Regions from separate parts of the Homo sapiens genome. Here region 2 is linked to region 1. A link is a loop called in an ENCODE intact Hi-C map of the cell type or tissue named here. Cell type or tissue: heart left ventricle. All regions are shown on one strand. Links, peaks and the distances in the headings refer to the core of each region. The heading gives the core; the rest is flanking DNA. Region 1 overlaps LINC01695 (long intergenic non-protein coding RNA 1695). Region 2 has its middle 18 kb from the start of LINC00161.

The links. Peaks named below come from ENCODE experiments on the same cell type or tissue, not always from the same donor. Only the 100,000 strongest peaks of a DNase experiment are listed, where the experiment ranks them.
Region 2: it touches region 1 in a loop (5-fold over the local background); 2 of 110 quality-filtered maps call a loop at or near these places.

The regions. Positions count from the first base shown.
Region 1 is chr21:28,160,564-28,171,885 of GRCh38, forward strand. LINC01695 (long intergenic non-protein coding RNA 1695) reads right to left here. Exons shown (of 6, transcript NR_126012.1): 4 at 9,515-9,580; 5 at 3,039-3,154. Among named protein-coding and RNA genes, the nearest start is that of LINC01695, 62 kb to the right of the region's middle. In heart left ventricle, for the core only: no CTCF peak of the experiment used is centred there; no DNase peak of the experiment used is centred there; H3K27ac peaks cover 1,116 bases.
Region 2 is chr21:28,515,258-28,526,579 of GRCh38, forward strand. No RefSeq gene overlaps it. Among named protein-coding and RNA genes, the nearest start is that of LINC00161, 18 kb to the right of the region's middle. In heart left ventricle, for the core only: a CTCF peak has its summit at 6,901 (motif pointing left); no DNase peak of the experiment used is centred there; H3K27ac peaks cover 2,044 bases.

The DNA of each region.
Region 1 (11,322 bases), core at 3,142-5,641:
ACTTGAAGCTCGATTTCCCAACCCCAGTGAAAGTTTCAGATGACTGCACCTCTGGCCGCAAACTTGTGAGAGACTTCAAGCCAGAAGCATCCCACTAGGCAACTCCTAAATTCCTGAGCCTCAGAAACTGTGAGAAAATAAATGTTATGGTTTTACATCACTTATTTTGGGAGCGATATATTATGAAGCAATTCATTAACTAAAACAATATTTGTAATGTTTTATGCTCAGAAAATCTAAAGCAAATATGTGAAAATAGGATAAATTAGGGTAGGTGGCAGGTACATGAATGCCACTGAACCTGTTTATTTAACACTTATATTGAATTTACTATGTTTCCTTCATTGTTCTATAATGCATTTAATTCTTATGAGTACTCTATGTGAAAGATACCCTTCATTTTACAGATGAGTAAAATGGAGTCTAGAGAGATGCTATACATTGTCAAAGGTCACCAATGAATAAGTAGCACATACAGAATTCATACCTGGACAGTATTACTCTGTGGTTTCTAGTTTTAGCATTACACTATTTTATGGATTATAACAATGTCAGTTATTTGCAAATCTTTGAAATATTTCATAAATCATGAAAACTTAAATGATGAGATCCTTTTTTCCATCATTTTGATAGCCTTTTGTATATGCAAAGATTTATAATTTGTCTTTGTTAACTTTTTGGGCAAAAGGAGAAAAATTTAAAGATTAGAATGGAAAAAAAAGAAAATAAAAATAATTTTATATTCAGCAGCATATTAAGAAACTATTTGTTTATTTCCTAAAACATTAAGGCCAGAGTTTTTGCCTTCCATGGTTCAGGGGTGATTTAAAATTTGATGACTTTCTTCCTGAAAATCATATTTATGTGTCCTGTCAGGCCTTGAGCCCAAGCTAAGCCATCATATCCCCTGTGACCTGCACATACACATCCAGATGGCCGGTTCCTGCCTTAACTGATGACATTCCACCACAAAAGAAGTGAAAATGGCCTGTTCCTGCCTTAACTGATGACATTATCTTGTGAAATTCCTTCTCCTGGCTCATCCTGGCTCAAAAGCTCCCCTACTGAGCACCTTGTGACCTCCCACTCCTGCCAGCCAGAGAACAACCCCCTTTGACTAATTTTCCTTTACCTACCCAAATCCTATAAAACGGCACCACCCCTATCTCCCTTCACTGACTCTCTTTTCAGACTCAGCCCGCCTGCATCCAGGTGAAATAAACAGCCTTGTTGCTCACACAAATCCTGTTTGGTGGTCTCTTCACACGGACGCGAGTGAAATTTGGTGCCGTGACTGGGATCAGGGGACCTCCCTTGGGAGATCAATCCCCTGTCCTACTCTTTGCTCCATGAGAAAGATCCACCTACAACCTCAGGTCCTCAGACTGACCAGCCCAAGGAACATCTCACCAATTTCAAATCCAGTAAGCGGCCTCTTTTTACTCTCTTCTCCAACCTCCCTCACTATCCCTCAACCTCTTTCTCCTTTCAAGCTTGGCGCCACACTTCAATCTCTCCCTTCTGTTAATTTCAGTTCCTTTCATTTTCGGGTAGAGACAAAGGAGACACATTTTATCTGTGGACCCAAAACTCCGGCGCCGGTCACGGACTCGGGAAGACAGCCTTACCTTGGTGTTTAATCATCGCCGAGATGCCTCTTGGATTATTCACCCACGTTCCACTGGTGTCTGATCTCCGCAGGGGTGCCTTCCTTGATCATTCGCCCATGTTCCCTTGGTGGCAAGTCAATTGCAAGGACGCCTGCTTTGGCTGCTCACCCACGTTGCAGCCCAGGGCTGCTCCCCACCCCCTTCTCCGTGTCTCTACCCTTCTCTTTAAACTTGCCTCCTTCACTATGGGCAACCTTCCACCCTCCATTCCTCCTTCTTCTCTCTTAGCCTGTGTTCTTAAGAACTTAAAACCTCTTCAACTCTCGCCTGACCTAAAATCTAAGCATCTTATTTTATTCTGCAACACCGCTTGGCCCCAATACAAACTTGACAAAGGCTCTAAAATAGCCACAGAACGGCACTTTCGATTTTTCCATCCCACAAGATCTCGATAATTCTTGTCGTAAAATGGGCAAATGGTCTGAGGTGCCTGACGTCCAGGCATTCTTTTACACATTGTTCTCTCCGTACTCTCTGTTCCCAATGTGACTCATCCCAAATCCTCCTTCTTTCCCTCCCGCCTGTCCTCTCAGTCCCAACCCCAAGCGTCGCTGAGTCTTTCTAATCTTCCTTTTCTACAGACCCATCTGACCTCTCTCCTCCTCCCCAGGCTGCTCCTCGCCAGGCCAAGCCAGGTCAAGCCAGGTCCCAATTCTTCCTCAGCCTCTGCTCCCCCACCCTATAATCCTTTTATCACCTCCCCTCCTCACACCCAGTCCGGCTTATAGTTTCGTTCCGCGACGCGACTAGCCCTCCTCCACCTGACCAGCAATTTCCTCTTAAAAAGGAGGCTGGAGCTAAAGGCATAGTCAAGGTTAATGCTTCTTTTTCTTTATCCGACCTCTCCCAAATCAGTTAGCATTTAGGCTCTTTCATCAAATATGAAAAACCCAGCCCAGTTCATGGCTCGTTCGGCAGCAACCCTGAGACGCTTTACAGCCCAAGACCCTAAAATGTCAAAAGGCCGTCTTATTCTCAATATACATTTTATTACCCAATCCGCTCCTGACATTAAATAAAACTCCAAAAATTAAATTCCGGCCCTCAAACCTCACAACAGGACTTAATTAACCTCACCTTCAAGTTATACAATAATAGAGTAGAGGCAGCCAAGTAGCAATGTATTTCTGAGTTGCAATTTCTTGCCTCCACTGTGAGACAAACCCCAGCCACATCTCCAGCACACAAGAACTCCAAACGCCCAAACCGCAGCTGCCAGGGGTTCCTCCAGAACCTCCTCCCCCAGGAGCTTGCTACAAGTGCCAGAAATCTGGCCACTAGGCCAAGGAATGCCCACAGCCCAGGATTCCTCCTAAGCTGTGTCCCATCTGTGTAGGACCCCACTGAAAATCGGACTGTTCAACTCACCTGGCAGCCACTTCCACAGCCCCTGGAACTCTGGCCCAAGGCTCTCTGATTGACTCCTTCCCAGATCTTCTTGGCTTAGCGGCTGAAGACTGATGTTGCCGGATCGCCTCGGAAGCCTACAAGACCATCACAGACGCTCTAGGTAACTCTCACAGTGGAAGGTAAGTCCGTCCCCTTCTTAATCAATACGGAGGCTACCCACTCCACATTACCTTCTTTTCAAGGGCCTGTTTCCCTTGCCTCCATAACTGTTGCAGGTATTGACAGCCAGGTTTCTAAACCTCTTAAAACTCCCCAACTCTGGTGCCAACTTAGACAATACTCTTTTAAGCACTCCTTTTAGTTATCTCCACCTGCCCAGTTCCCTTATTAGGTGGAGACACTTATCTGCTTCCCTGACTATTCCTAGACTATAGCCACATCTCACTGCCGCCCTTCTTCCCAATCCAAAGCCTCCTTTGCATCCTCCTCTTGCATCCCACCTTAACCCACAAGTATAAGATACCTCTACTCCCTCCTTGGTGACTGATCATGCACCCCTTACCATCTCATTAAAACCTAATCACCCTTTACCCCTCCACTCAATACCAATATCCCATCCCACAGCACGCTTTAAAAGGATTAAAGCCTGTTATCACTCACCTGCTACAGCATGGCCTTTTAAAGCCTATAAACTCTCCTTACAATTCCCCCATTTTACCTGTCCAAAAACTGGACAAGTCTTACAGGTTAGTTCAGGATCTGTGCCTTATCAACCAAATTGTTTTGCCTATCCACCACATGGTGCCAAACCCATGTACTCTCCTATCCTCAATACCTCCCTCCACAACCCATTATTCTGTTCTGGATCTCAAACATGCTTTCTTTACTATTCCTTTGCACCCTTCATCCCAGCCTCTCTTTGCTTTCACTTGGACTGACCCTGACACCCATCAGGCTCAGCAAATTACCTGGGCTGTACTGCCTCAAGGCTTCACAGACAGCCGCCATTACTTCAGTCAAGCCCAAATTTCTTCCTCATCTGTTACCTATCTTGGCGTAATTCTCATAAAAACACACGTGCTCTCACTGCTGATCATGTCTGACTAATCTCCCAAACCTCAATCCCTTCCACAAAACAACTCCTTTCCTTCCTAGGCATGGTTAGTGCGGTCAGAATTCTTACACAAGAGCCGGGACCGCGCCCTGTAGCCTTTCTGTCCAAACAACTTGACCTTACTGTTTTAGCCTAGCCCTCAGGTCTGCGTGCAGTGGCTGCCGCTGCTTTAATAATTTTAGAGGCCCTAAAAATCACAAACTATGCTCAACTCACTCTCTACAGTTCTCATAACTTCCAAAATCTATTTACTTCCTCACACCTGATGCATATACTTTCTGCTCCCCAGCTCCTTCAGCTGTACTCACTGTTTGTTGAGTCTCCCACAATTACCATTGTTCCTGGCCCGGACTTCAATTCGGCCTCCCACAGTATTCCGGATACCACACCTGACCCCCATGACTGTATCTCTCTGATCCACCTGACATTCACCCCATTTCCCCATATTTCCTTCTTTCCTGTTCCTCACCCTGATCACACTTGGTTTATTGATGGCAGTTCCACCAGGCCTAATCGCCACACACCAGCAAAGGCAGGCTATGCTATAGTGCAAGCCACTAGCCCGCCTCTTAGAACCTCTCATTTCCTTTCCATTGTGGAAATCTATCCTCAAGGAAATCACTTCTCAGTGTTCCAGCTGCTATTCTACTACCCCTCAGGGATTATTCAGGCCCCCTCCCTTCCCTACACAACAAGCTCGAGGATTTGCCCCACCCAGGACTGGCAAATTAGCTTTACTCAACATGCCCCGAGTCAGGAAACTAAAATACCTCTTAGTCTAGGTAGACACTTTCACTGGATAGGTAGAGGCCTTTCCCACAGGATCTGAGAAGGTCACCGCAGTCATTTCTTCCCTTCTGTCAGACATAATTCCTCGGTTTGGCCTTCCCACCTCTATATAGTCCGATATCAGACCGGCCTTTATTAGTCAAATCAGCCAAGCAGTTTTTCAGGCTCTTGGTATTCAGTAAAACCTTTATATCCCTTACACTCCTCAGTCTTAAGGAAAAGCAGAACGGACTAAAGGTCTTTTAAAAACGCACCTCACCAAGCTCAGCCACCAACTTAAAAAGGACTGGACAATACTTTTACCACTCTCCCTTCTCAGAATTCAGGCCTGTCCTCGGAATGCTACAAGGTACAGCCCATTTCAGCTCATGTATAGACGCTTTTTATTAGGCCCCAGTCTCATCCCAGACACCAGATCAACCTAGACTGCGCCCCAAAAAACTTGTCATCCCTACTATCTTCTGTCTAGTCATACTCCTATTCACCATTCTCAACTACTCATAAATGCCCTGCTCTTGTTTACACTGCCGGTTTACACCGTTTCTCTAAGCCATCACAGCTGATCTCCTCGTGCTATCCCCAAACCGCCACTCTTAACTCTTAAAGTAAATAAATAATCTTTGCTGGCAAGGCTATGCTGAACCTCCTTAGGCACTCTCTAATTAGATGTCCTAGGTCCTCCCAATTCTTAGTCCTTTAATACCTGCTTTTCTCCTTCTCTTATTCCATTTAGTTTTTCAATTCATACAAAACCATATCCAGGCCATCACCAATAATTCTACATGACAAATGTTTCTTCTAACAACCCCACAATATCACCCCTTACCACAAAATCTTCCTTCAGCTTAATCTCTCCCACTCTAGGTTCCCACGCCGCCCCTAATCCTGCTCGAAGCAGCCCTGAGAAACATCGCCCATTATCTCTCCATACCACCCCCAAAAATTTTTTGCCGTCCCAACACTTTACCACTATTTCGTTTTATTTTTCTTATTAATATAAGAAGACAGGAATGTCAGGCCTCTGAGCCCAAGCTAAGCCATCATATCCCCTGTGACCTGCACATACACATCCAGATGGCCAGTTTCTGCCTTAACTGATGACATTCCACCGCAAAAGAAGTGAAAATGGCCTGTTCCTGCCTTAACTGATGACATTATCTTGTGAAATTCCTTCTCCCGGCTCATCCTGGCTCAAAAGCTCCCCTACTGAGCACCTTGTGACCCCCACTCCTGCCAGCCAGAGAACAACCCCCCACTTTGACTGTAATTTTCCTTTACCTACCCAAATCCTATAAAACGGCTATCTCAACCTATCCCACCCCTATCTCCCTTTGCTGACTCTCTTTTCAGACTCAGCCCGCCTGCACCCAGGTGAAATAAACAGCCTTGTTGCTCACACAAAACCTGTTTGGTGGTCTCTTCACACAGATGCGAGTGAAATGTACCATTATTGGTTGTCAGATATTTCCTTTTCTTTTTAGGAAGTAAAGTGCCTCCAGGAAAATCCACATCCTAACTGGTAAGAGCCTACTTACAACAAGTGCACCTTGACGGGAAGGCATTGATATTCGAAAGGAAGAGAAATTCTAGATACAATACAGAGTCTATTGCTTGAATCTATCTCTAAACTCAGACTTGGGTTAATCCAATGAAAAGTAGGAAATTTTACTGAAACCCAACAGATTTGCATTGCTATAAAACTCTGTAAAATGACCAAGTGCCAGGAGGCTTTATCATACCTTGGTTGTGGCAGAAGACTCTGGAATCCCAGGAACAGAGTATAATTTTGAGGGTATCAGAGCAAGAAAGGAAAGCAGAAAGCTTTGCTGTAATCTACACACACAAACACAAAGTGGTTTACTAAAGCCATCTGCAATTTCAAGGCAATCAGTACACTCAGTAATTCAAAACTGTTTATTGAGATCTAAGATATGGAAGCCAGTGTGCTGACTCCAAAGGTATAAAGGACCAGCAAGAAAGTAGACACTTTAACTGCAAATATAATGGAGTAGACAGACAGGTAATTAAAATCTAGTGTGATAAAGGATCTTCTTGAGAGAAATTATTATGTCTTGAGGGCAAGAAAGGGAACTAATTAAGTTTGCATTTTAAAAATTGTTAAGAATAGATGTAGGATGGGATAGAGGGTACCTTAGAGATGCAAGGATTGTGGAGGAATACTTTCATATGTTTTATGATGAATTGAAAGAAGATAATATTCTACTTCCTGTGCAAGTCATATATATGTTTGACACATTCTAAAGCAGACCTAACTTAGGGATCATTTAGATTTGAGTGGTAAGAGATAGAAAGTAATGAGGATAATTCTCATGTTTCTCACTTACCTAAGTTTTATTCTATTTAAACAAAGTAGAAATTAGTCATAGCAGGAACACTCTGAGTGTTCATAATTTTTTAAATGAGTGAACTCAGCAGCTTTGATAATATAATTAGACATATGTAACAATACCCATCTACCTGGGTTGGCTTTATAAAATGTAGATATCAATACTTGGAAAACAAGTTATCCTTTCATGTTTATTCATTAACAATAGTATGTCCTTCATCTTAAGTAGTCATACATCTTGCTCTTTCTTGATTGGAACCTTAAAGCTAAAAATGACATATGGACCTCTTTGTATCCATATAATTAACAACAAACAGATATAATTGTTTGAATAATTTTAACTACAGAACTGTGTTAATTTCAATTCAACTGAATGCAGAGTAGTAGACTAACAAGAAGCTCTTTAAGCTACAAAGAATTAAGCAAAACAATTATAAAATCAATTTGACATCGCAACAATGATACATATTTCTGCATTTCAGACATAGCTAGAATGGAGAACCACTTATAGGATAATAATTTACATTAAAATAAAAGGTATAATCAAATAAAAGAATAATAAAATAAAAATGCAGCGTGAAAATATAAGTAGGTACTGCTGTTTAATTATATGTTTTATGAAAATGCTTAATGTTTTAGAAAAATGAGAAACAGAAAAATTGCTCTTTTCATTCAATTTGTTGTAGATTTCTTTCTGCATTCTTTATGAGCTCTTGTAAGAGATATATTTCTGTTATTGTAAACGTACTTTGTTACTTTCTATCTAATGTTATAAATTTGCTTTATATGGTTTCAATGTTCTGAAATTAACCCTCTCTATGAGATTTATGATTATTTAGCAAAATTTTTATCAAAAACATCCACTCATTTATATTTTCTTGGAGGGGTTTAGTTTCAAGGGCCCCTTTAAACATTGATAAAGGTCATTAACTTACAGGTAATATCTTACTTTTTAATTGGTGTGTGTGTGGGTGTGTATGTGTGTGTGTGTGTGTGTTTCAGGGGAAGAATTGTAAAGTGAACATATTACTTCCTCTCCTGTGGCTGGACTTTGATTACTATTGGGTCACTGAAGGAAGTACAAAAGCGTGTTCTTGGGCGAAAAGTAAATTAAACCCACAAAGATGTAGTCTACAAGAATTAATGGTGAAAAAAAATCAAGGAAGATTTTTGATAAGCCTATATAAGTATTAATCATCAAAATGATATAAATAAGCTGGGTGGGTCTAAAAAATCTATACTCATTTTGTCACATCATTCAAGAGTAAAATAGATATGTTTAAATTTACCTTATAGTTTATTAATAATGTATGTATTTTAAAATTCATCTTTAAAAGTATGGATATAGAAAGTGTAACACAAATAAGTAAAGTTACGTAGTAGAATCAACCAAATTATTTTACTAGATGAACAGAAAATAGTTTGTATTAATGAAAAGCAATGGAAATCAAGGTAAGTAAACAAAGTATGACAAAGAGATTCAAAATACCTCTATAAACATGATAAAAATAAATGAATTAGGCTGGGCATGATGGCTTATGTCTGTAATCCCATCCCTTTGGGAGGCTGAGGCGGGTGGATCACCCGAGGTCAGGAGTTCGAGACCAGCCTGGCCAACATGGTGAAAGCCCGTCTCTACTAAAAATACAAAAAAAATTTAGCTGGGCATGGTGGCAGGTTCCTGTAATCCCAGCAACTCAGGAGGCTGAGTCAGGAGAATCGCTTGAACCTGGGAGGTGGAGGTTGCAGTGAGCCGAGATTGCACCATTGTACTCCAGCCTGGGTGACAAGAGTGAAACTCTGTCTCACAAAATTAATTAATTAATTAATTAATTAAATGCACGAGTGGGTGAAAAAAAGGAGAGTTGTAAGATCTAAAGTATAACATGCTCTATATAAATATTTTGAACGGAATAAAAATACTATGTTTTTGTTGGATACATGCATTTGGAATACCTGTACAAAAACACGGTAGGAAAAATACACAGCAAATACTAAACAACACTTACTCTTTAGAAAAGAAAGATAAAGAAAAATTACTTATAGCGGTTTATGTTATTTAGTAGTAAGTTAACTTTTACTAATTCTGGGTGATTCAGACATGCGTGCTTATTATGTTTTATATGTGCGTTTCTTTGTGTTTCAAATGTTTCACAATTACAAAGGTTGATACTGTGTACCTTAAAATGTAGACTAATCTTACGTAGATCTAAAAGACCTAGGTATCATCCAGGATCAGAATACCTTTTGTTTCGTTGTTCTGTCATCCCTTTAGTGTATGGTACTTGTTTACTTCTTCAAAGATGGCCTCTAACCAGCAAGAAGGAGGGAAAAAAAAGATGTAATAAGAAGCTATCTTTTAAAGACATGACACTTCAGTTGCAGAGATCATTTTTTGTTTATAAATCAGCAGCCAGAACTTAGTCATTTGATCAAACTTACATGCAAGGAAGGCTGATAGAGTCTTAAGCTGAGTGAACCAGTGTTCCGATTAATACTTTGTGGTTCTATCACTAATACACCGAACAGAAGGATGAAAACTGCATAAGCACATTTGCATTATAAGCACATTTTTCAACAAAATCATTAATACAGCGTTTCTAAAAGCATAGGCTTGGACCACAGACTGTTCAGAAAAGTTCCCTTTTTCTAGGGGTAAAGGAGGTATAATTTTATGCTTCTGGGTCAGAATGTTTTAGCAAACAGCAGTTTAACATAGTAGGACTTTATGCTTATGCAAACTTTATCTCACCACCCTCCTCCCAGAAAAAAAAAAAAAAATCAGCATGCTGAGTGCTGAGTTTTAGTTTTAATAAGCAAAAATCAGCAGCCCAGCAGCCTTTAACGGGCTTGAGGGACAAGTGTGATTATTTTTACAAGGATATTTCATGAATTAAATGAAAAGAATCATATTATTCCTGAGCACCAATCTCCATGAGAAAGAGCAAAACTAGAACAGGTGAGTTATTCCCTCTCCAGAGCAAATTTTATTTTAAATAAAAGCAGTGCCCCATAATTTAAGTAGGCAATTCAATTCAACTTTGATTCCTTAGAAGAAACTGAAGATTAACTAATGTACTATTGTATTAGTATCGGTAAACTTCTTAAGGAAAAACGCTATTGAATGTGTCAATATTAGATTACCTTCATTACATTGTTAAACTCATAACCCTGCTACAAAAGAATCTCAGCTGGACAGGATGTTACAATTTGTTGCATTGTTGTCATCAAATAAAAACCTTCCTTGAGCTTCCATGTGTTGGTGATGATAGCAGCTACTCTGATTTCAGCCATCTAAATATGGTCTGAAATTTTCAGACCTCTTGACTGTCCAATGTATGTGTCACTTATGAAGAATAAGGTGAAATTTTAAATTTATTTAAAGTCTAGGTGTCCATAATTTGGTTGTAAAATATGATTATTTTCTAAAAGTTGCAAGTGCAATACTACAACTTTTTAATATATTTTTAAAGTTTAATTACTAATAGCTATTTTCTGCCTTCAAGAAAAATATCAAAAGCAGAAAGTGTACCAAAGGCACAAGAAAGTACTGATGTGTTTTAAGACAGCCAAGTTCTGCAATTTCATGTTAAAGTTTTGTGAGTTGAAGTTGGCTTAACACAGATATTTTCCAGAGAGGGAGAATTGGCAGATATGAACAGACTGGCATGGTACTAATGAAAAAATGAACTGGTTCAAGTGGTTGGAAAGTAAACAATATGTGTTTGTATGTTATTATCCATTAATGATCCGAGAGGTATAATTGGAAGCTACGAATGACTTTCATAACTTAAAGAGTAAATGAGTTTCCTAAATCACGTGTTACATTGTACTATTCAGTTGAGAGAGCCTTCTCCTATTTGAAAATGTGAACATTATATGAATGTATAATTTTAAAAGTGGAAAAGTAGTGCATGTTAAATATTAAATATTAAAATTTGCATAATTATAATACAGTATTTCTTTCCAAGTATCTTGTGAAATAAAAATTTAAAAATTTTACTCAATGTGTTATTTTAGGTACAAGTCAAAGCTTCCAGGTAGTTCATCAA
Region 2 (11,322 bases), core at 5,846-8,345, 360 kb after region 1:
CTTTATATACAGCTATGAGTAAATAAAATGTGCATAAAGAATTGATTATCAAAGTAATTTATTATAATTATTAAGAATAGAAACATGTATCACTTAATTAATTAGATTACATATAGTCTAGTTAACTCAGACCTTATCCTTTTCTTTTCTTCAATATCAATGTTCTTGTTGTTGTTTTGCCATGATTACCCAGATAATTTCCTCAAAGCTCTGTATCTTTGCCTTTCTGGAAACACGCTGGGCATGCTCTGAACACAATGCTAAGTCTCAGAAAATGTTCTAAAAACTTTGCCAGCCCATTTGCCTAGGAAGTCTGGAACTGCCTGTTAGGCCAAATCCTTCAGTATCAAATTTAAAGCATCCCCAATATTAAATCAAAGGGACATCAAATTTTATTTAATAAATATGATAAGGTGTTTTGTCGCTCAGAGTTGGAACTATAAAGATAAACATCATCAATGAGATACTGTGGTCCAACAGACCTATTTTCAATCTCTCTGACTCCCATTCCAAAATATGTAAGTACACTTATCTACTTGCCTCAGATGAATCCAGATGAATCCAAGTAATTCATCCAAGATGAATCCAAGTAATTCATCCAAGATGAATCTTTTTAAAGAAATTTCACAAATAAGGTAAATATTAGTTCTAAAACCCCATTAAATAGAATATTAAATTGACTGATACATTTGAGTGTGGAGCAAATGACAATTTTAAAAAGTTGATTAAATGTAAAGGAATACATACAATCAAATAAAGAAATTAATTTCAAGTATCATTTCTTAAATTAGCATATAATTATACATAGCTGAAAAGTCCATTTAAAATAAATATGGCAACATAGTTAAGTTGTGGCTTGCCTAAAGCTGAGAATCATTAGTGTTCAGACATCTGACAAGAAATGGAAACTCTGGTGAAATCCAAAGTTCTTGAAGTATTCAAAAAAAAGTCACTCTGTTATAAAAACAGCACTGTTTCATTCCTCAACCTCTTTTTTTTTCTTTTTAGCCACTAGAACCCACTAAAATAATTGTTAAGGTTATAAATCATTTCAACAGAAAGCAAAAGCTCAGAAAAATCAAACATTTAGCTGGCTGGAAATCACACACTAAACGAGAAGTTAAAACTAAACTTTTGAATTTATAAGATGATAACAGTTATTTGTGTTTTATTCAAGTCTGAAAATATTTAATTTGTTGCAACTAAATAGAGTTCAGATGAAGACAGATAAGTAAAAATTCGCTTCTTTCCTGGTAGTGCAAAATGATAATGAAAACACAAAATGTTTGAAATCAGCTGAAACATAACACCAGGAAAGAACACGCGTACACAATTCTTTACTTGCCTTGTTTCATCTTCTCTCTCTCTCCTTCATGAATCTCCATCCTTTTAAGATGGAGAAGACAAGAAAGAGTGAGTTGGAGGGGAGGGTAAGAGGAGGTAGTCAGAACTGCTACTAAAGAAAAGCTTGGGCAGGAGAGAAAACATTGAAGCAAGATTCTTCAATCTCAGCCTGCTCCTTTATGAAACATATATATATATATATATATAATCTGAGTCAATAATGGTATGTATCCAATTTGGAAGCATAATTTCTATTATGCCTAAGAGCATGGCCAATTTCCTGGGTGTTACACTTGGGTAGTTGCACAGGGCAACTACAGAAAGGGCCAGGCTCTTGGTCTAATGCTTTGCTGTAGTCATCTTGACATTTTAAGAATCTCACCTTTGAGCCTGTGTTTCATACATTTAGTCCACAGGGACAATGAAACATGTACGTGAGCAGGGGACATACCCTGGAAAGCAGCCAGGGCACGCAGGGACTCAGGCCCTGTTACTGCTAGCAGTCAGCAGCAGGGAGCATTTGGCCTGGTCAACCACTGCACACACCTGGGGCAGTCTTGGGCACCTTGCAGCCTCAAGGGGGCAGCCTAGCTAAGACTCTGGCCCAGATTGTCACTGACAATGGCGGCAGTATCAAAAGCAGTAGTAGTGAGAGTAACAGCTGCAGCCCTACAGGAAAAGAGAATCTCCCAAGGGGAAAGGACCCTCAGAATGAGAGACCAGCTGGCCTGGCTATCCTGCAACCAATTTCTGCAGTATCTGTGCAAATACCCACTCCCTGGCCTACGAGCAGGGACAGGAACTTCCAGTGCTCAGGCAGTATATTTTATCAGTAAGCGATTACACTTTAAAAGCAGGCACATGGACACTGCAATAAAATAAATTAGGGAGCTATTAGGATTTTTCAGAGTTTCGGATCTCTGGTTTAAAATCTGCTAGAATATTGCAAAGTAAATATCCATAGGCTTAGAAGAAGAAACTAAAAATTGTTGCAATTGATGGAAAAGAGCATTCTTTTCATGTGATACTTCAGATAAATTATTAGTGAGAATGAAAATTTTAAATCTAATTTAACTTGTAACTGAAGATAAAGTGATAGAATGTATAAACAAATATATCCAATTCTAAACAAATCATGAACCACTTTCAGTTTCTTGTATGACCTCCCTAAAATACAGAAATGTCAGAGGAAACATTAAATGCCACTATATAAATGTGCATTTAATTCATATTTCTACAAAACTGATTTGTATGAAAAGTTAAATCTTTTTGAAAAAACCGTTCCCCGAGATTCTTTAGCTCTAGATGTACTAAAATTTATATTTTGAAATAATTTATCAGAAAATAAATTCATTAAAAGTATAAATTGTGTTGTACCAATAAATAAATTCCCAGATAAGCAAGCCAGAAAAATTATGCAATGAATCATTATATCCCACCAATAAAGTTTTATAACATATTCTGTTGTCACCAAAAATATTACTGTTTGCATTTATAAGTTTATGTTTACTCATTTATTACTATTGCCCTTATTGCATGTTATAAATAAAATATTTTTACATGAAAAGGCTTTATATTAAGGTTTTGGTCCAGTTTTGCTAAAATATAAATTCCAAAACCCTATGCTGAATTAAGTGTGAATCCACTGTTATGCCAACCATTCGAATCAGAATCACCTGGAATTCTTATTAAATATACAAATCCCTTGGCCTCACCCCAAACCTATTCTGTCAAACCCCCTTGGGAAGGCAGGGCTGCAGGGAAACATGAGCATTTGCCTTTATAATGAGCTCCCAAAGTTCCTTTAACCACACTTCCTTTATTTGCTTTTTGAAGAAAGGGCACTGCGTGTTAATTTTGCATTTTCCCCCACAAATTATGTAGCAGGCTCCACCTGAGAGGAAGTAAACTTTGAGATCATTTTATGACTGAGAAGACTGAAATCCATGAGGGTTGAATGGCTCAGCCGTGATTTCAAAGCTAGCTATGGAGAACAAATTTCTAGACTTTGAATTTGAGAGGATAGAGCCTGGAGCTGATCAAGAACCCACTTAGAAACCTCCAAATTATTAGAAGATATGGATCTGCTCCTTAGAGCTAACTTTCCTGGGTAATCAAGACCACAGGGAAACAGAGACGCAGCTGAGGGTGCACAGTAAGCAGCCAGAGCATAGAAAACAAAGAAGGGGATGCTCTGCCAGCCTGCCATCCAATAGGGAAATGAGTCATTGGACTTAGCCAGATCTACTGATCCTTTTCTTTTCAGTGAACACTTGCAAAAACAAATCTCAAGCAAGAATGGATCAAATAAACGTTTTCTTTAAACACTTTCATGGTAAGGGTGTGGTGAAATTGTAATCCTTGTGGATCGTTGGTGAGAATGTAACATGCTGCAGCCACCATAGAAAACAGTTCAGAGTCTCCACATAGAATTACCACATGATCCAGCAATTCCATGACTAGACATAGACCCCAAAGAATTAAAACAGAGGCTCAAACAGACCAATGTTTGTAGCAGTATTATTCACAATAGCCAGTTAGAAACCCAAGTATCTATCAACAGACGAATGAATAAACAACACGCGGTATACACATAAAATGAAGTATTATCTAGCCACGTACAAGAATGAAATCCTGATGCATGTTACAATATAGATAACTTTGAAAGCATTATGCTAAATGAGATGGCAGACACAATATTGTATAACTTCATTCATATGAGGTACCTAGAATGGTGAAATTCACAAAGACAGAAAGTAGAATGGAGGTTACCACAGGCTGAAGTGGGGGGAATGGGGATTTATTGTTTAATGCGTACAGAATTTCAGTTGTGATCATGAAAAAGCTCCGGAAATAGAGACCAGTGATTATCACACACCATGGTAAATGTACATATTGTCACTGAATTATACATTTAAACATGGTTAAAATGGTAAGTTTTATGTTATATGCATTTCACTACAGTAAAAAATAAACTATGATAAGATATAAATAATTTTTTTAAAAAACTCTAGGCCCCTACAAAACATATTGTCTGGGTTCCAGATTATTTTCATTTCCTTATCAATTTAATATCTCAGAAATTAAAATCAAAGTTCTAAAAATATCCCCAATCTTTATTGACATTTGAGTGCCCAAAGGCAATGGTAAATCCAATTTATAGTAGAACTGATTTGAAGAATATTATGAACAAATGAGAAATGTGAGAACATTTAACTGTCTCAGAATCATTGAATTTTAGAGTTAGAGAGAACTTCAGATATCTTGTTCAATGTTTTCCAAAATGTATTTCACTGACCACTCATCCCACAATATATTCCATCATAAAAGGGTTCTATGCCAAGTCATCATAAAGAGACTACACTTTATTTTTTTATTATTTATTTATTTTTTTGAAACAGGGTCTTACTCTGTTGCCCAGGCTGGAGTGCAGTGGCCCCATCATGGCTCACTGCAGCCTTGACCTCCCTGGGCTCAGGTGATTCTCCTGCCTCAGCCTCCCAAGTAGCTGGGACCACAGGCATGCGCCACCATACCCAGCTAATTTCTGGGCCTGGGTTGGCTTCTCTCTAGCTATTTGACTTTAGGTGAATCACCCCAACCTTCTGATTTCCAGTTTTCTCATTAGCAAAATGAATGGGTTGAATTAGATCAATGTTTCCTCCAAAAGGACCTGTGATTAAATGAGTTTGGGGGGAAAGGAGGTAAAAATAAGCAGTGGTCTATACTGCGTTGATTCTGAAACCATTTCCACAGAGTCATCCACCACAGATTTACCCAGTATATTTGGAGAGAGGGGGGTTTGTCACGTTGCCCAGACTGGTCTCAAACTCCTGGGCTCAAGCTATTTGCCCTCCTGTAGACATCAGCAAATCAGCCCTGTGCATTTTAAATAAACCAGACCTGTTTTGCATGCCAGTGATTCTCAAATTGTAAAGAACACAGTAATCACCTGGGGGTCTTGCAGAAGTGCAGATTCTGATTAAGAAGGTCTGGGTGGAATCCAGGAATTAGCATTTTTAACAAGCTCTCAGGGCTGCTGCCGCTGTTGGTCCTGGATCATATATTCTGAGACAAGGCTAGAGAAGGCACTGCAACCTCGGACAGCACAGGGGTGAGAGTGTGCAGGTAGGTAGGGCCATACCAGTTGTGAAAATATTGACATACTTCCATGCTGACTGATAAGTAACCACTGAAGGAGCATCCAGACTCCCCAGGATCCAGAAACAAATACCAGATTCCACTTGGGGGTGATATGGTTTGGCTGTGTCCCCACCCAAATCTCACCTTGAACTGTAATAATCCCCATGTGTGAAGGGTGGGGCCAGGTGGAGATAATTGAATCATGGGGGTGGTTTCCCCCATACTCTTCTCGTGGTAGTGAATAAGTCTCATGAGATCTGATGATTTTATAAGTGGGAGTTCCACTACACAAGCCCTTCTTCTTGCTACCATGTAAGACATGACTTTCCTCCTCCTTCACTTCTGCCATGATTGTGAGGCCTTCCCGGTCATGTAGAACTGTGAGAATTAAACCTCTTTCCTTTATAAATTACCCAGTCTTGGGTGTGTCTTTATCAGCAGCATGAGAACAGACTAGTAGAGGGGGTCTCAGAGCCACTTCAGAGTTGCAGCCAGCATTCATTCTGATTGGTCAATGACAGGCTGAACAGTTGTTTACTGTTTAAAGTAGGTTACCCTGGAAAAGGTCTTACCAGACAGGCAGCTCCCAGTAAATCTGTGGTGGATGACTCTGTGGAAATGGTTTCAGAATCAATGCAGTATAGACCCCTGCTTATCTTTACCTCCTTTTCCCCCAGACTCATTTAATCACAGGTCCTTTTGGAGGAAACATTGATCTAATTCAACCCATTCATTTTGCTAATGAGAAAACTGGAAATCAGAAGGTTGGGGTGATTCACCTAAAGTCATATAGCTAGAGAGAAGCCAACACAGGCCCAGAAATCTGTTCTTCTCACTCTCACAGTCATGCCCAATTGAGTTTTCCTAATATATAAGATGGTTTAGTTCAGCAATTGTAGAAGAGGGATAACCTATAAAGCTTATATTGCAAACCAGGTAAACTATCTGAATTAGCATTACTTTAAAGAAGAATCTCTATTTCTTTAACTCCAAACCCTCAGCTACGAAATATATTTTTATCAGGGTTATAGAGGTATTATGTGAAAATTCTACTGTATCTAAAATCTTCAGGTCATGCTGTCCAAAACCCCTCACCAGAGATGCAGAATTGAGCTAAAGTGACTTGCTTAATGTCACCAGCACAATGGCTATTTAGTGACAAATCCAAGACCAGTACCCAGATCTCTTTACTCTCATTGTGGAGCTTGTTTCTGCAAACCGCAACTGGATTCACTTTAGTTTTCTAAAGGAAGTATCTGAATGAATGACTGTTTAGCACAGCCCAAGCTGCTGTGTAACTAGGTCACTGAATACAAGTTTACTTTTCTTAAGAACAAGGTGTGAACAACCACCATCTGAGCATGAATGAGACCTGCAATGGTGTACTATAGGCTTGAGGAAACTGCCCTCTGCTGGGATGCAGTGATGCTGCCTTTCACCATACCTTTAAAAGAAGGACTGAACTATTAAATATTCCCCGAGGTTCAATGAGGAATAAAGGAGGCACGCAGAGATATTGGTACACGGAAGCAAAACGTTTTGCCATATGCCTTCTTAGAAAATTATTTTCCAGCTGCAGTCAAATTCCCTTTAACAACTGCATCTGCATTTGTAACCCCTACGCAGCATCCCGGCTGCTCCACGATGGCCTTGGGGGATATCTGTTACAGGGCTGGATGCCCTCTTATGAGAAATCTGGGAGTTGTATGCCCTGATTCTCACCCACCTCAAACCAAGAGGACACAGTGGTTACCGTTGTGTGTTACCAGATAAGGTTACAGAAGGGATCAGAGAGGTGTCTGTGATTCAGTTCAAGGCCAAGGTAATTGCTACAACTTCAGCACTGAAGCGTTTTACAAAGGAAATAGCACCATCAGGTTGCAACACTGGTTTTCCTGTTCAATCTTAAAAAGGAACTGCCCTCAATAAATCATCTTCCTAATGGAAATGACAGAATTATTCTCCCAGGAGGACAATACAAACCACACATCCCTCTTAATAGGAAGGAAACACAGAGCCACAGCTGCCTGGGAGGATCCAAGGCTTCCAAGGGATTTGTTTCCCCTTTGTCCCTCTGAGGTCACTTTTTACAAATTTTCTAAGTCATTGTTTACATGTAAACATAGACCCCCATCTCCTCAAATATGTTGTCTGTTTCATTTTTTTCTAAAAACTATGTCTATGGTTAATGTAAGGGAAAAAAATCATCATATATCTAAAGCAAAAAGTAAAGTTGTAAATCAGAGTAAGGTATGTTTTTGTTAATAATGCCAATAAAATTAAATGCAAAAAAACAGAGTGGTAGCTTTTGGAGAAGACTGTGTGATTATCTCTCCTTCTGCGTTTGTCTTATTTTTAAATATTGTATATTTTTATAATTGGATTATAAAATTCTTGTTATTTAAAATCATTTATTCGATCATGTATAATCTACCACAAGGGTTTGATGCATACCAATATCACTAGCAACTTTTAAAAGTGGAGCAGAAATATATAGATCATATAATGGGATTTTAAAACCAGAACTAATAATTCACTTTCACGTTCTCTATCAATTGCATTACGTTTATTAAGAATTAGTAATAAACTTTGCATATGGCATTTGGCAAAGAAACTTCAATTCATTTCTTTAAAAATGAATTTGTTAGAACTCCAGGTTTCTTTTCCAATCAAAACTTTAGGAAATGCCACTCCCAAACCAACTGAACAGCCAGGCTTTTGGTTTCTGAGAAATTCTTGCCCAGGTCACCAGAGAATGAAAGGTCAACTTTGAGGAAGTTTCTGGAACAAGGAAGAATATCAGTGAAATTGGCTGGAATTTTTTGAGCGGTGAAAAAAAAAATCCCTTGACTATTAAGTAAGCTATATGTGAGTAAGGTCACCGTTTTATCAAATTCATCCTGGGCATTTGGTCAGATCCTTTGAAACTTTTTCCCATGGTTAACATTCTATTTTGTTGCATTTTTGGCATGATGACTAAGAGATTTGGGGCACTGGCCCAAAAATCATAATTTTTTTTTGTTGTTGTTGTTATAACAAATTAATAAATTAGAGGAAATAGGTGTTCTTTTTTTTTTTTTGGAAATTCACAATGAATAGCCTACTTTGGGGAGAAAAACATCACAATTTGTTACATGTTCTTTTTGCATTCTTAATTTTTATTTTTTCTGCCATGATAAATCTTATGGAGCTCTTAAACAGAAGCGTTTTCCAAATACGGTTCTTAAGACCCTACAGTTTTCTCCCGCTTCCATCTAAAGATCTGCATGAAGCCAAAGTTTCTTTATATGTTTCATCCAAAATAACATGTTGTAATAGACTGAATGCAGAAGCAGATAAAAGAAATTGTCTTCTATTAAGCCAGACATAAAAGATTTTCAAAAATGTGAAACAATGACGTTTTCTCACTTTCCTTGTTTCAAAAAATAGTTACTTTTCACAGAAATATGTCATTTATGGAAATAAATTTAGTATTTTTCATTAATTGCTTTTGTCCATTACTATTATTTGTAATGTATTAGTAAATACATATTTTTTATTTTCTCAATATTAATTTCAAATACAGTAAATAGCAACAGAAAGAACCAACCGAAATAGAAACTCTTTGGGATCCTCAAATTTCTAACAATGTAAGAAGGTCCTAAGATCAAAAAGTATGAGAATTTCTAAGATAGAGAAGCCCCTTCCTTTTTAAGTTTCATGTACACGTTTCTGGCGGGAATAGAGCCTGTACTATATCTCTGCACAACTCTCAGAGATACTTCTTTGAACCTTTGAGATTTTAAATAGACTATTAGGGTTGACCACCCTGCTCTCAAACAATGTGTAAGGGTATTTACAATCTGTAACCCTGCTATAAGTCATAAATAAAATGGAGCTAGTGAAGAGAACTTTTTATCTGGGGTAATCAATAGGTGCTGAATTTAAGAAGACAGCAGCATTGTCCTCAGGCATAAAAGGCAAATAAAAACAAACGCACACATCCCATCATGCAGGAGTTTAAACACCACGTATAAGTATATTTCCATATCTTAATTGATGAATTTATGATCTATTCTGTACAGATATTCTGATTTATACTAAATATAAGCCAGTTTAGCCCCCCCGAAGCAGCTCAATACATGCCTAATTTTGTATCACACGCTGTAGAACCAAACTCCTTCTTTCTATTAAACTACTACTACAGGCTTCATTTATGTTGTTATCCTTGCCTAAAAAAATGCCCCCTATTCTTTCCTTTACTTTCAAAGCTCAAGCTAAGTTGTACCTTCCTCTACCAAGATTTCCTTGATAAAATTCAATGAAATAAACTGTTTGCAAACATGGCCCTAATTCTCTACATCTCCCTGTATCCATACCCTTTCCAGGTGGCTTTAAAATTTCTCTCATCGAAAAGTAGAGTCTGTTTTCCTATTCTTTGAAACTTAGCCTACCTTGTGATTCACTTTGTCCAGTAAAATGTAATGCAAGTAACAGCATACTAGTTTTAAGCAAAGACCTCTCTCTCTTGCTCCTTTGTCTTCCTCACAAGAACGAGATCACAAGAGCAGTTGGAAGATGACAGACCACATGGAGCAGAGCCTTATCATCCAGGTTGAGGCCATTCTAGAACAGCAAACTCCAGCTGGCCTACCATTTGACTGAAGATGTGTGAATCAGCCAAACCAAGAGCATATATTTCTGGCCTAGGTGAAAATAACCAACTAGCCAAACTATAAACTTGTGAGAAATAATAAATAATTTTTGTTTTAAACCACTAAGTTTTTGAATGGTTTGCTATGCAGCATTATTTTAGCAATAGATAACTGATTTGCTAATCCTCTAATTTCCCCAGAGAATGAACCATATATCTGCAATGAGTCCTAGACATTTTTCCTTCATTATATACTGTCTTAGGCTGTGAATTGGTGTTTCTGAACTACTTGAGAGACTATAGTACACCTTAGCTTTCCTGTTTTTGGCTCAATAGATATCTAATTGGTACATGGAGCAATTGGGAAACTTAAATTTCTAGACATAGAAGGATTCTTCAAAATTACTAATTTCTTACCTGACATACATTTTCCCCTGAAATTACAATTTTAAGGAAATTTGTCTTTTAAGGAACGAATTTATCTTTCTTTTGCTTATTTTTCCTCCAAGACTCAATCTCCATGAGTTCCAAGACTCAATGAGTATGCAGAATTTATAACCACACAACTACAGCTTGATCTGCCAGAAGAAAACATTTTCAATTTAATCGCTTTCTCATTTCTATCACTGAAATTCTAGAGCTCTGTAATCTACTGTCTCCATCATTTTTGTTATTAATATTATTTTGGAAACTGTTCAAAAAGAAAGCGAGTCACTTTGCCTGAAAGGCAATTGGCTCCTGCTCCAGGGTGGCCTCAAGATGCTACCTCTCAAGAACACTCTGTTCATTCCCTGAAAACTTGTGCCATGAGCAGCCAATGACAAAGATGCAAAGCTTGTCCTCCAGAACCTCACATTTCTTTTTCTGTCTGCCTTTACGCCTTTCTGGTCACTTATCTCCCCAACATCCTAAAAAATTCAATGCCTTAAGCCTTTTTCTGAATAACAGAAGTCCCACAATGTGAAAACTATTCTCCCTTCAAAATGCTCCATGACCGAAAGGTGATTTGCCTTCTTCCCTGAGTCCTTACCAAAGTCATGATCCTTACCAAAGTGTCATTTATCTCACCTCGGTGTCTGGTAGAAGAATTTTATTAGAATTATTCATGTGAATAAGTGGTAGCTTAATAAACTAACTAGAACAATCATTTGCATAAAGAGGATGATTGTTAATAAAATTATAGCAGTGGTAATAAACTATTT